Regions from separate parts of the Homo sapiens genome. Here region 2 is linked to region 1. A link is an interaction called in ENCODE POLR2A ChIA-PET data of the cell type or tissue named here. Cell type or tissue: OCI-LY7. All regions are shown on one strand. Links, peaks and the distances in the headings refer to the core of each region. The heading gives the core; the rest is flanking DNA. Region 1 overlaps DENND5B (DENN domain containing 5B). Region 2 overlaps DENND5B (DENN domain containing 5B).

Region 1 (5,382 bases), core at 189-5,188:
TGATTTTTTTTTTTCCCCAAATGGAGTCTTGCTCTGTCACGCAGGCTAGAGTGTAGTGGCATGATCTCAGCTCACTGCAACCTCCACCTCCCGGGTTCAAGCAGTTCTCCTGCCTCAGCCTCCCGAGTAGCTGGGATTACAGGTGTGGGCCACCATGCCTAGCTAATTTTTGTATTTTTAGTAGAGACAGGGTTTCACCATGTTGGCCAGGCTGGTCTCGAACTCCTGACCTCATGATCCGCCCGCCTCGGCCTCCCAAAGTGCTGGGATTATAGGCATGAGCCACCACGCCCAGCCTGGAGTGATTCTTTCAAAGCGCAGCATTCCTCTGTTTGAAAGTCTCCAGTGACTTCCCATTTGTTCAGAGGAAAAGCCAGATCCCTCATATGATCTGGCCGCCCGTAACCTCTGGAGCTTTCTCTCCTCTTCACTCATTATATTGCTTTTGTCTTGCTCTTTTCCAGACAATCTGAGCATGCTCCTGTCTTATGATCTTTGCTTTAGCTGTTCTGGTTGCCTGGAAAGCTCTTCCCCCCAAGGATCTTTTGGCTCACTGTCTCACCTCCTTCATGTCTGCCTAAATGCCCTGTGTCAGTGAGTCCTTTCCAGATGACTATTTTTAAAATTGTGATTCTCCACCTGCTTCCCAGTGCTGATCCCTCAATGCTCTTTACTGTCATGTTTTTCCATATCACCCTCTCTCATACCGTGTAACTTATTTATTATGTTTATTGTTTATTGCCTGTTTTCCCTACTGAACTATAAGCACCATGGTGGCAGGAATCTTTGTTTTGTTCCCAGAGTCATCCCAGAATGTTATGTTCATAGCAGGCACAAAATAGTTTGTTGAATGGATGAATATGAAAATACTTTAGATTAATATATCCTTCTTTGCCTTAATTCACAGTAGAGTCACAACAGTATTTTGAAATAACTTTGGATTTGCGGAAGAGTTCCAAAGACAGTGTAGAATTCCTGTTTACCCTTCACCCAGTTTCTCCAAATGTTAACGTTTCACATAACCATGGTACATTCATCAAAACTAAGAAATTAACATTGGAATAATACTGTTAACTAAACTCCAGGCTTCATTTGGATTTCGTGAATTTTTCCACTAATACCCTTTTTCTGTTCCACTGTCCAATCCAGGATACCACATTGCATTTAGTTATGTCTCTTTAGTCTCCCCTAATCTCTGCAGAGACTACTTCTTAAAGGATTCTTGTGGATTATTTGCTCAAGTGAATATTTCTTTTATTTATTTATGCCTCAGCATTCACATCGTGAATATTTCTAAAGGAAGGAAAGGTTGTAAAACTTAGGAGCACTAGAATATATAGCTACAGGGCATTGTTGAACTTTAGACAAGATCATAGGATTTGACATGTTTTCTGGGTCAAATGCAGAGTTTATCTAGCGTCTTCTCTTCTGCCATCAGAGCTTCCCAATCCTTTCATGTTGTCATTTGAAGAGGTGAATCCTAGCCTAACCATTAACTGTTTGTGACATTTTAATGGGTAAATGTAAATATTTCTGTAGTAAAGACGTGTTAGGTACCTACCCTGTGTAATGAACTGTATCGAATTCCTCCTTGTGAAGGGGGATGTAAAGAAATTTGAGTAAGTTTTTTACTAGCCTGGGTTCTAATATAGGTAATATATAACTAACAGACTGTAATAACAACTGGTTTGACAGCACAGAGGAAATTATTAATGTTAACTGGGTGAGGTGAGAAATAGGGAGAAGATCACATTTAAACTTGCCCTTAAAGTATTAATAGAATTTTTTAAAAAATTTATTCGAGACAGGGTTTCACTTCCACTGCTCAGATTGGAGTGCAATGGTGCAATCTCAGCTCACTGCAGCCTCTGCCTCCTGGGCTTAAGCAATTCTCCCACCTCAGCCTCTGGAGTAGCTGGGACCACAGGCACTTGCTACCACACCTGGCCAATTTTTATATTTTTCTGTAGAGAAGGGGTTTCTCCATGCTGCCCAGGCTGGTCATGAGCTCCTCAGCTCAAGCCAATCCACCCATCTCAGCCTCCCAAAGTGCTGGGATTATAGTGTGAGCCACCGTGCCTGACCTCATAGAATTTTTTTAAATGGCTTTATTGAGATATTATTAACGTATACATATCAAATGCACCATTTAAAGCAAACAATTCAATTGCTATGCATATATTCACAGAGTTGTGCAACCATTCCACAATAAATGTTAGAACATCTTCATCAGCCACAAAAGAAACCCCATACCTGTGTTCACTCCCCATTCTCCCCTTCACTCAGCTCCTGGCAACACATATTCTTTATATGTCTGTAAATTTGCCTATTCTGGTATTTCATATAAATAGAATTGTACAGTATGTGTCTGACATCTTTCACTTTGCATATTTTCAAGATTCATCCACATTGTAGCACTCATCAGTACTACATTCCTATTTATGGCCAGATATTCTATTTTATAGAAGTATATTTTAGTTTTTCATTCATCAGTTGATGGAAATTTAGGTTGTTTCTACTTTTGGGCTATTATGAATAATGCTGCTATGAACATTCAGATTTTTGCATGGACAGACATGTTTTTATTAATGTTGGGTATATACTATGTTTAACCACTTGAAGAATTAGCAGACTTTTTCAAAGCAGTTATTATTTTACATTTCCACCAGCAATGGATGAGGGTTCCAATTTCTTTACATCTAAGCCAACATGTGTTAATGTCTGTCTTTTCTATTTTGGTCATGCAAGTGGGTGTGAAGTGGTATCTCATTGTGGTTTCGATTTGTATTTCCCTAATGACTAATGATGTTGCATCTTTTCATGTGCCTATTGGTCATTTGTGTATGTTCTCATGAGGTGTATCATTTTAGTAGATGAAGAAAGGGGAATGGAAGGGAGCAAGAGAACAGGGACAAAGGCCTGAGAAATGGTGAGAGAATCAGTAAAAGAGAGTAGGGCTCTCAGATGATAGGAGTTAAGAGAGGACTATAGAAAACTGGGTCTCTAAGCTGATGTGTCAAGTCACACTGTCCTCTGCTTATCCTAAGCTTACCTTGCTCAAATTTCTTTTTTTTTCTTTTTCTTTGTTTTTGGTTTTTATTTTTTCTTAAATTTCAAGGATATTCCTTCTTTTGTAAATGTCACAGAGTATCATGGCTCTGTCGCCGAGGCTGGAGTGCAATGGTGCAGTCTCAGGTCACTGCAACCCCTGCCTTCCAGGTTCAAGCGATTCTCCTCCCTCAGCCTCCCAAGTAGCTGGGATTACAGGCACATGCCATCATGCCCGGCTAATTTTTGTATTTTTGGTAGAGATGGGGTTTCACCATGTTGGCCAGGCTGGTCTGGAACTCCTGACCTCAGGTGATTTGCCCACCTCAGCCTCCCAAAGTGCTGGGATTACAGGTGTGAGCCACCGTGCCCGTCCCAACCAGGCTTCTTAAATGAATTCTAAGATAGAAACAACAGGAGCTTCCAGGACTCTCTTAAGGGCTGAACCTAGGACTGTCACAGTGACATTTCTGCCATATTCTGCTGGTCACAAGGCAAGCCCAAATTCAAAAGGAGAGAAATAGACCTCTTAGAGTTTCCTAATAAAAGGTAATTTCATTAAAAATACAATTCATAAATTAGCCCTATGTTTACTACTGTCTTTTCAGCTCTTTTTTTATTCCATGCATTAATTGATTCGTCACCACTTGGATTGTGCCACCAATGTTTCTATGACATGATCTAAAAAAAAAAAAAAAAAAAAAAGGGCTCAGTAGTTTTCACTTAAAAGACAAAGAGGCCCACTGAGCTATTACAGATGTTAATTAGGATTCATTTACTTTAATATGGTAGAAAGAATGCTATGATACCACTTTAGTGATGAACAAAATAAGCTTAATCACATCCTAGGAGCTAAGTATTCTGACATTATAATCTCTTCTCTCAGAGTCCCATCACAGCAGTCTTAGGATTCAAGATCTATTCTTGGGAAACATTATAGAACCAGTGTGTCATGTACATACAAATGAGGGAAAATATAATGGCTTTGGTAATCCTGTAGTTATCTTTCTTGTCATATACTCTTTTTTTCATTTTTAAAAATTGGGGCAAAATTTATATAACATAAAGTTAACCATTCTGAAGTGTACAATTTAATGGCATTTAATACATTCACAGTGTTGTACGACTTTTTTTTTTTTGAGGAAAAGCATATTTTTAGGATAATGTCAAAACAGATTAATAAGATGCTAATAAGATGGCCAGACATTCACTCAGAAGTGTTTTTTGTTTTGTTTTGGTGAAATGGTATGAGAGATATGTTGCCTTACACTTAGGCCACTGCATTCCCGCTTAAGTGCCAGGATTGTGTCAGCAACAGGATGGCCTAAACAATCTCAGTCTTGTCTCCTGCCAGCCCCCTAAATCTTCCAGAATTGCAAGAATAGGCCAGGTGTGGTGGCTCACACCTGTAATCCCAACACTTTGGAAGGCCAAGGCAGGCGGATCACTTGAGGCCAGGAGTTTGAGACCAGCCTGGCCAACATGGCAAACCCCCATCTCTACTAAAAATACAAAAATTAGCCAGGCAGGTGTGGTGGTGCATGCCGGTAATCTCAGTTTCTTGGGAGGTTCGGGTGGGATGATCGCTTGAACCTGGGAGGCGGAGGCTGCAGTGAGCCGAGATCACGCCACTGCACTCCAGCCTGGGCGACAGAATGAGGCTTTTTCTTTAAAAAAAAAAAAAAAGGAAAAAAAAAGGCACATTTATCTCACCTTCCCTCCTATTCTGGGAATGCTAACATCCTCAGGGAATCTCCCATATTGGTCCCCTATAACCCAAGACTTGGGAGTTTCACAGCCCCACTCTAGGTCTGAAAACAACACAAAAGTTGTTCTAAGGGATGAAGCCACCCTCAATAAAACTGGAAGTCAAAGCCTGCATATAAGCCCCACTCCCTCCTGCCTAAAAAAGGAAAGGTATTTAGATGTTTTTGTCATGGATACTTTACTGGGATCAGGTAAGAACTGAACAAATGCAGTAAGTTATTGGAGAGTTAAAGGTTAAAAAAGGCCGTGTGCAGTCGCTCACCTGTAGTCCCAGGGTGAGGCCAGGGCAGGTGTGTCGCTTGAGCTCACAAGTAACGAGACCAGCCGGGGTAACGTGGTGAAACCTCATCTCGACAAAAAATACAAAATTAGCCGGGCATGATGGTGTGTGCCTGTAGTCCCAACTACTTGGGAGCCTGAACTGGGGAGGATGGCTTGAGCCCAGGAGGCAGAGGTTGCAGTGAGCTAGATCGTGCCACTGCTCTTCAGCCAGGGTAATAGAGCCAGACCTTGTCTCAAAATAATAATAGCAATTTTAATAGTTTTAAAATTTTGAACTAGTTAGAA
Region 2 (5,382 bases), core at 112-5,111, 110 kb after region 1:
AACAATTAAAGATTATCAATGCAGTCTGGCTTATTTTCTCTAATGCCATAGAAAGTAAGATTTCATATTTTCCATATGTTGTCCAGTGCAACTTGAAAAGTAATTCAGTGGATTAAAGTTGTGACTGATATTTAATTATGCTATAGAACAGTTATTTTGAAAAGAAACTTGAGTATTCACCCTGTTTCATTACTTTTTTTGGAGCATCAGGAATAACCAAATTCTTATTTACAGATATCTATGAGTCTGCCACAAGGACATAATAAAGCCTGAAAGAGTGAATAAGTGTTAAATGCTTTATCTTACCACATTGTCCGTGTGCTTGTGTTGTAATGGCAATTATGATGTGAGACTAACTTCATGATTCAGATGGAACCTTCAAAGATTTAATCAACATCAATTGTATATTATCCATTGCTCCCTTTAAGTATAAACCTTTCTGTGCCCAGTACTGTTCACTCTTTACTTCTTTTCTAGTCAGGGTTATCCTTAAAATCTACATCTTTGCTGTTGCCACTATTCTTTAGGCATATTCAAAACATGAGTGAGATCAAGACTGATGTTGGACGAGCTCGGGCGTGGATAAGACTGTCTCTAGAAAAGAAGCTCTTGTCCCAGCATCTTAAGCAGTTGCTTTCTAACCAACCACTCACCAAGTAAGATACCATCTTTGATACATTTCTGTTTCTATAATCCATGTGCATACAAAACAAGTTGCATAAACTGACAAACTGGCTTCTTCAGTATGAAGTGCTGTATCCTGTGCACATGCATTCTTCTTTATCTAACAGGCGTGTGCTTTGAAAACTGTTTTGATGTAATACTTGATCGTTTTGGGGGGACACACCAAATTTAACAGCCAAAGGCCAGATTGCAGTTGGGCATGGTGGCCATTGCCTGTAATCCTAACATTTTGGGAGGCCAAGGTGGGAGGATCACTTGAGTCCAGGAATTCAAGACCAGCCTGGGTAACATGGTGAAACCCCGTCTCTACAAAAAATAAGTTAGCAGGGCATGGTGCCGCACACCTGTAGTCATGGCTATTCAGGAGGCTGAGGCAGGAGAATCACTTGAACTTGGGAGGTGGAGGTTGCAGTGAGCTGAGATCATGTCACTGCGCTCCAGTCTGGGCGACAGTGCAAGACCATCTCAAAAAAAAAAGGCCGGATTGCTCTGCCAGAATCAGGCAAAAAGCTGGCTAGTTCACACAAGCTGACAGTAACATCCAAAAGATCGGATGAATTTATATAAACCTTATATTATTTTGTATAAACCTTATATTGTAAAACCTGTATACAGGTTGTATACAGATAAAACCTGGAGTAAAAAAAGAAAGAAATAATAAAGTTCTGTGAGGAGGTCCCAGTAAAGGGCTTCTTCTGAGAGCCTTGCATTCACTAGTTTAGGGCAAGGGTTCCCAGCCCTTGGGCCATGGACCAGTACTGGTCTGTGGTCTGTTAGGAACCAGGGCTGCACAGCAGGAGATGAGCCGAGGGCAAGCAAGCATTACCGCCTAAGCTCCGCCTCCTGTCAGATCAGCAGCATTAGATTCTCAAAGGAGCATAAACCCTATTGTGAACTGCGCATGTGAGGGATCTAGGTTATGTGCTCCTTATGAGACTCTAATGACTGATGATATGAGGTGCAACAATTTTATTCTGAATCCACCTCCCCCTCCCCAGCCCCTGCGACAGCCATGGGAACATTATCTTCCATGAAACAGGTCCCTGGCGCCAAAAAGGTTGGGAACCACTGGTTTAGAGCCGGGAAACCAGTCAAGTACATGTCAATTAATTGTTAACTTTTAATTTCTTCTGTTTACTCTATCAAGAAACCCTCTTCGAGGTCAGGTGCAGTGGCTCACACCTGTAATCCCAACACTTTGGGAGGCCAAGGTGGGCAGATCACTTGAGGTCAGGAGTTCGAGACCAGCCTGGCCAACATGGCACAACCCTGTCTCTACAAAAAATAAAAAAATTAACCGGGCATGGTGGCAGGCACCTGTAATCCCAGCTACTTGGAGGCTGAATCAGGAGAATCATTTGAGCCAGTATTGGGCCACTGCACTCCAGCTTGGGCAACAGAGCGAGACCCTGTCTCAAAAAACAAAAACAAAAAAAAGAAGCTGTCTTGGATGAAATATATTGCCCTTATATTTACATTAGTGCTAATTTGAAGGCTAAGGACTTTGACTTCTAAGGAGCAAAGTTAGGCAGAGAATTCAACAAAGACCTCAAACAAGATAGCCTATTAGAGTTCCAGTGCTTTTTGTAGTTTTGTATTTGTATATATCACACTTGGATTACATACCCCCTGGAGCATTTTCAGATGAGTTTTAATGTCCAAACAGTAGGTTTGATAAAGCATGAAGTGTTGCATATAGCCTGTGAATCTGACCTTGTTTTCTTAAAACTGGCGTGGTTTTTTTTTCCAATTACAAAAAGTTATTGGCTGGGCGCAGTGGCTCACACCTGTAATCCCAGCACTTTGGGAGGCCGAGGCAGGCAGATCATGAGGTCAGGAGATCGAGACCATCCTGGCTAACATGGTGAAACCCCGTCTCTACTAAAAATACAAAAATTAGCTGGGTGTCGTGGCGCATGCCTATAATCCCAGCTACTTGGGAGGCAGAGGCAGGAGAATCACTTGAACCCAGGAGGCGGAAGTTGCAGTGAGCCGAGATCGCGCCACTGCACTCCATCCAGCCTGGTAACAAAGCGAGACTCTGTCTCAAAAAAAAAAAAAAAAAAAAAAAGGCCGGGCGTGTTGGCTCATGGCTGTAATCCTACAGTTTGGGAGGCCGAGGCGGGTGGATCACCAGAGATCAGGAGTTCGAGACTAGCCTGACCAACGTAGAGAAACCCCATCTCTACTAAAAATACAAAATTAGCCAGGCGTGGTGGCACATGCCTGTAATCCCAGCTACTTGGAGGCTGAGGCAGGAGAATCGCTTGAGCCTGGGAGACGAGAGGTTGCGGTGAGCCAAGATCGTGCCATTGCACTCTAGCCTGGGCAATAAGAGCAAAACTGTCTCAAAAAAAAAAAAAAAAAGTGATTTATGCTCATAGTGGCCAAAGTACAAAGAGGAAAATGATAATCACTTACAATCCTGCTATATAAAGAACACTAAGTATTTCACATTTTCTTCTGTACTTTTCTTCTATGCATGTTCTCTTATTAAGATACACTATATGTGCGATTCAATATCATCCTTTTTATTAGCTTAACAGTGTACCATAAACATTTCACCGTATCAGAAGAGTTTAAAATCTGAAGTCTGAATGCTTGTGTTCAAATATTGCCTTCTCTAGTTAGTGTTTGAATGACCTCGGACAAAATATTTAACTTTCCTGTATCTCTCTTTTCCCCATCTGTAAAATGACACTAGGCTGGGTGTGGTGGCTCACTCCTGTAATCCCAGCACTTTGAGAGGCCAAAGTGGGAGGATTGCTTGAGCCTGGGAGTTCAAGACCAGCCTGGGCAATATAGTGAGACCCCATCTCTACTAAAAATAAAAAATTAGTTGAGTGTGGTAGCGTGCACCTGTGGTCCCAGCAGCTTGGGAGGCTGAGGTGGGAGGCACACTCAAGCCCAGGAGGTCAAGGCTGCAGCGAGCTGTTACTGCATCGCTGCACTCCAGCAACCTGGGTTATAGAACGAGACCTCATCTCAAGAAAAATAAATAAATAAATAAATAATAAAAAGGCACTAATAGACTTACCTCATAGAGTGAGAATTAAATGTATTAATACCTATAAAACACTTGGGAAAGTGCTTAAATGTAAGTGTTTAATGAAATCTTTGCCCCATTTCATCTGTTTCTTTAGGACTGAATCCTAAAAGTAAAATTGATGAGTCAAGGGGTATGATTGGTTTAAAGTAATTGTTACCTGAATTGCTTTCCTGAAATTTTCAGTCTCACCAACTGTGAGAATGGCATTCATTTCTTCCTTGTCAACACTGGTCATCACTTTTAAGTCTTTATTAGTTTGATAGATAAAATAGATGCATTTTTTCCTTAATTATTAGGTTAAAAGTGTTTTATTAACTGTTTATATATCCATTTTTATGAATTGAAATAGAATGAATCTATTTTTTCAAGATTAAAGGTGTTTGTCTAAGAGGAGCTATTTATTTTTAGTCAAGGCTTAATGAGGGCCAGCCCCAGTGGCTCATGCCTATAATCCCAACATTTTGGGAGACTGAGGCAGGAGGATTTCTTGAGTCCAAGAGTTCAAGACCAGCCTGGGCAATATAGCGAGACCCCATCCTGGAAAAAAGACATAATGGGAAAGAAACAAAAGAAAAAAAATGGCCGGGCATGGTGGCTCATGCCTGTAATCCCAGCACTTTGGGAGGCCGAGGCAGATGGATCACCTGAGGTCAGGAGTTGGAGACCAGCCTGGCCAACATGGTGAAACCCCATCCCTACTAAAAATACAAAAATTAGCCTGGCGTGGTGGCACATGCCTGTAATCCCAGCTACTCATGAGGCTGAGGCAGGAGAATCACTTGAACCCAGGAGGCAGAGTTTGCAGTGAGCTGAGATTGCACCATTGCACTCCAGCCTGGGCAACAAGAGAGAAACTCTGTTTAAAAAAAAAAAAAAAAAAAAAAGACATAATGAAAAGTACATGATACTACTGTCTTGGTTTTTTTTTTTTTTCTTTGATACTACTGTCTTGTGCTTGTCTTACCCTTTCCTAGGAAGCTTTATAAGCGATATGCTTTTCTACGTTGCGAAGAAGAAAGAGAGCAGTTTCTTTACCACCTTCTTTCTCTCAATGCTGTGGACTATTTCTGCTTCACCAGTGTGTTCACCACTATCAGTAAGTCTAGAGAATTGACCGTTAAGGGTTACTGAGGTGACCAATGCAATAAAAGCATTTATATTTTTTAAAGCAAGATATGCCATAGTACATGTGACATTGTGACATACGCCCAGGTCTCTGTTTAGGAGTAAAGGATATTCCCCAAATGCTAAGAGTGCTACAGGAAACCCTTGGCTGTCAGGCTTTAGAGAACGCCTTACTGAAGAAAAGTACCTCACTGGAGATGATACCTTCTGTCAGTTCCAGCCAGCATCCCATGACTGAACAAAGGGCTGTCCCGGAGCTCACCATGGGGGTTAGATAGATGAGGATTTCATTGAGACTGCATCGAAGCTTAACATCTTGCTTAACCAATCCTGCTTTCCTTCTCACATGTTGGTCCCAGGAGCAGCATTGTCCATGCTAATTTCTGACTCAGAGATTTCTTCCCAAGAAACCCAGTCTTTGATAGGAAATGTTACCTACAATAGATGAGAAAAGGAATGTTTTATTAAGTAAATATTTCAATATCTTAACGAAAACACATAAAATCAAAGTATCTGTGTGTTAA

What was found. ChIA-PET counts read pairs that join two places held together with the same protein. Peaks named below come from ENCODE experiments on the same cell type or tissue, not always from the same donor. Only the 100,000 strongest peaks of a DNase experiment are listed, where the experiment ranks them.
Region 2: POLR2A ChIA-PET joins it to region 1 with 7 read pairs; 6 of 35 experiments call an interaction of 5 or more read pairs at or near these places.

What each region holds. Positions count from the first base shown.
Region 1 is chr12:31,522,413-31,527,794 of GRCh38, reverse strand. The region is part of intron 1 of DENND5B (DENN domain containing 5B); the gene reads left to right. Among named protein-coding and RNA genes, the nearest start is that of DENND5B-AS1, 65 kb to the left of the region's middle. In OCI-LY7, for the core only: no CTCF peak of the experiment used is centred there; no DNase peak of the experiment used is centred there; H3K4me3 peaks cover 1,730 bases; H3K27ac peaks cover 504 bases.
Region 2 is chr12:31,408,710-31,414,091 of GRCh38, reverse strand. DENND5B (DENN domain containing 5B) reads left to right here. Exons shown (of 21, transcript NM_144973.4): 13 at 528-656; 14 at 4,708-4,829. Among named protein-coding and RNA genes, the nearest start is that of LINC02387, 42 kb to the right of the region's middle. In OCI-LY7, for the core only: no CTCF peak of the experiment used is centred there; no DNase peak of the experiment used is centred there.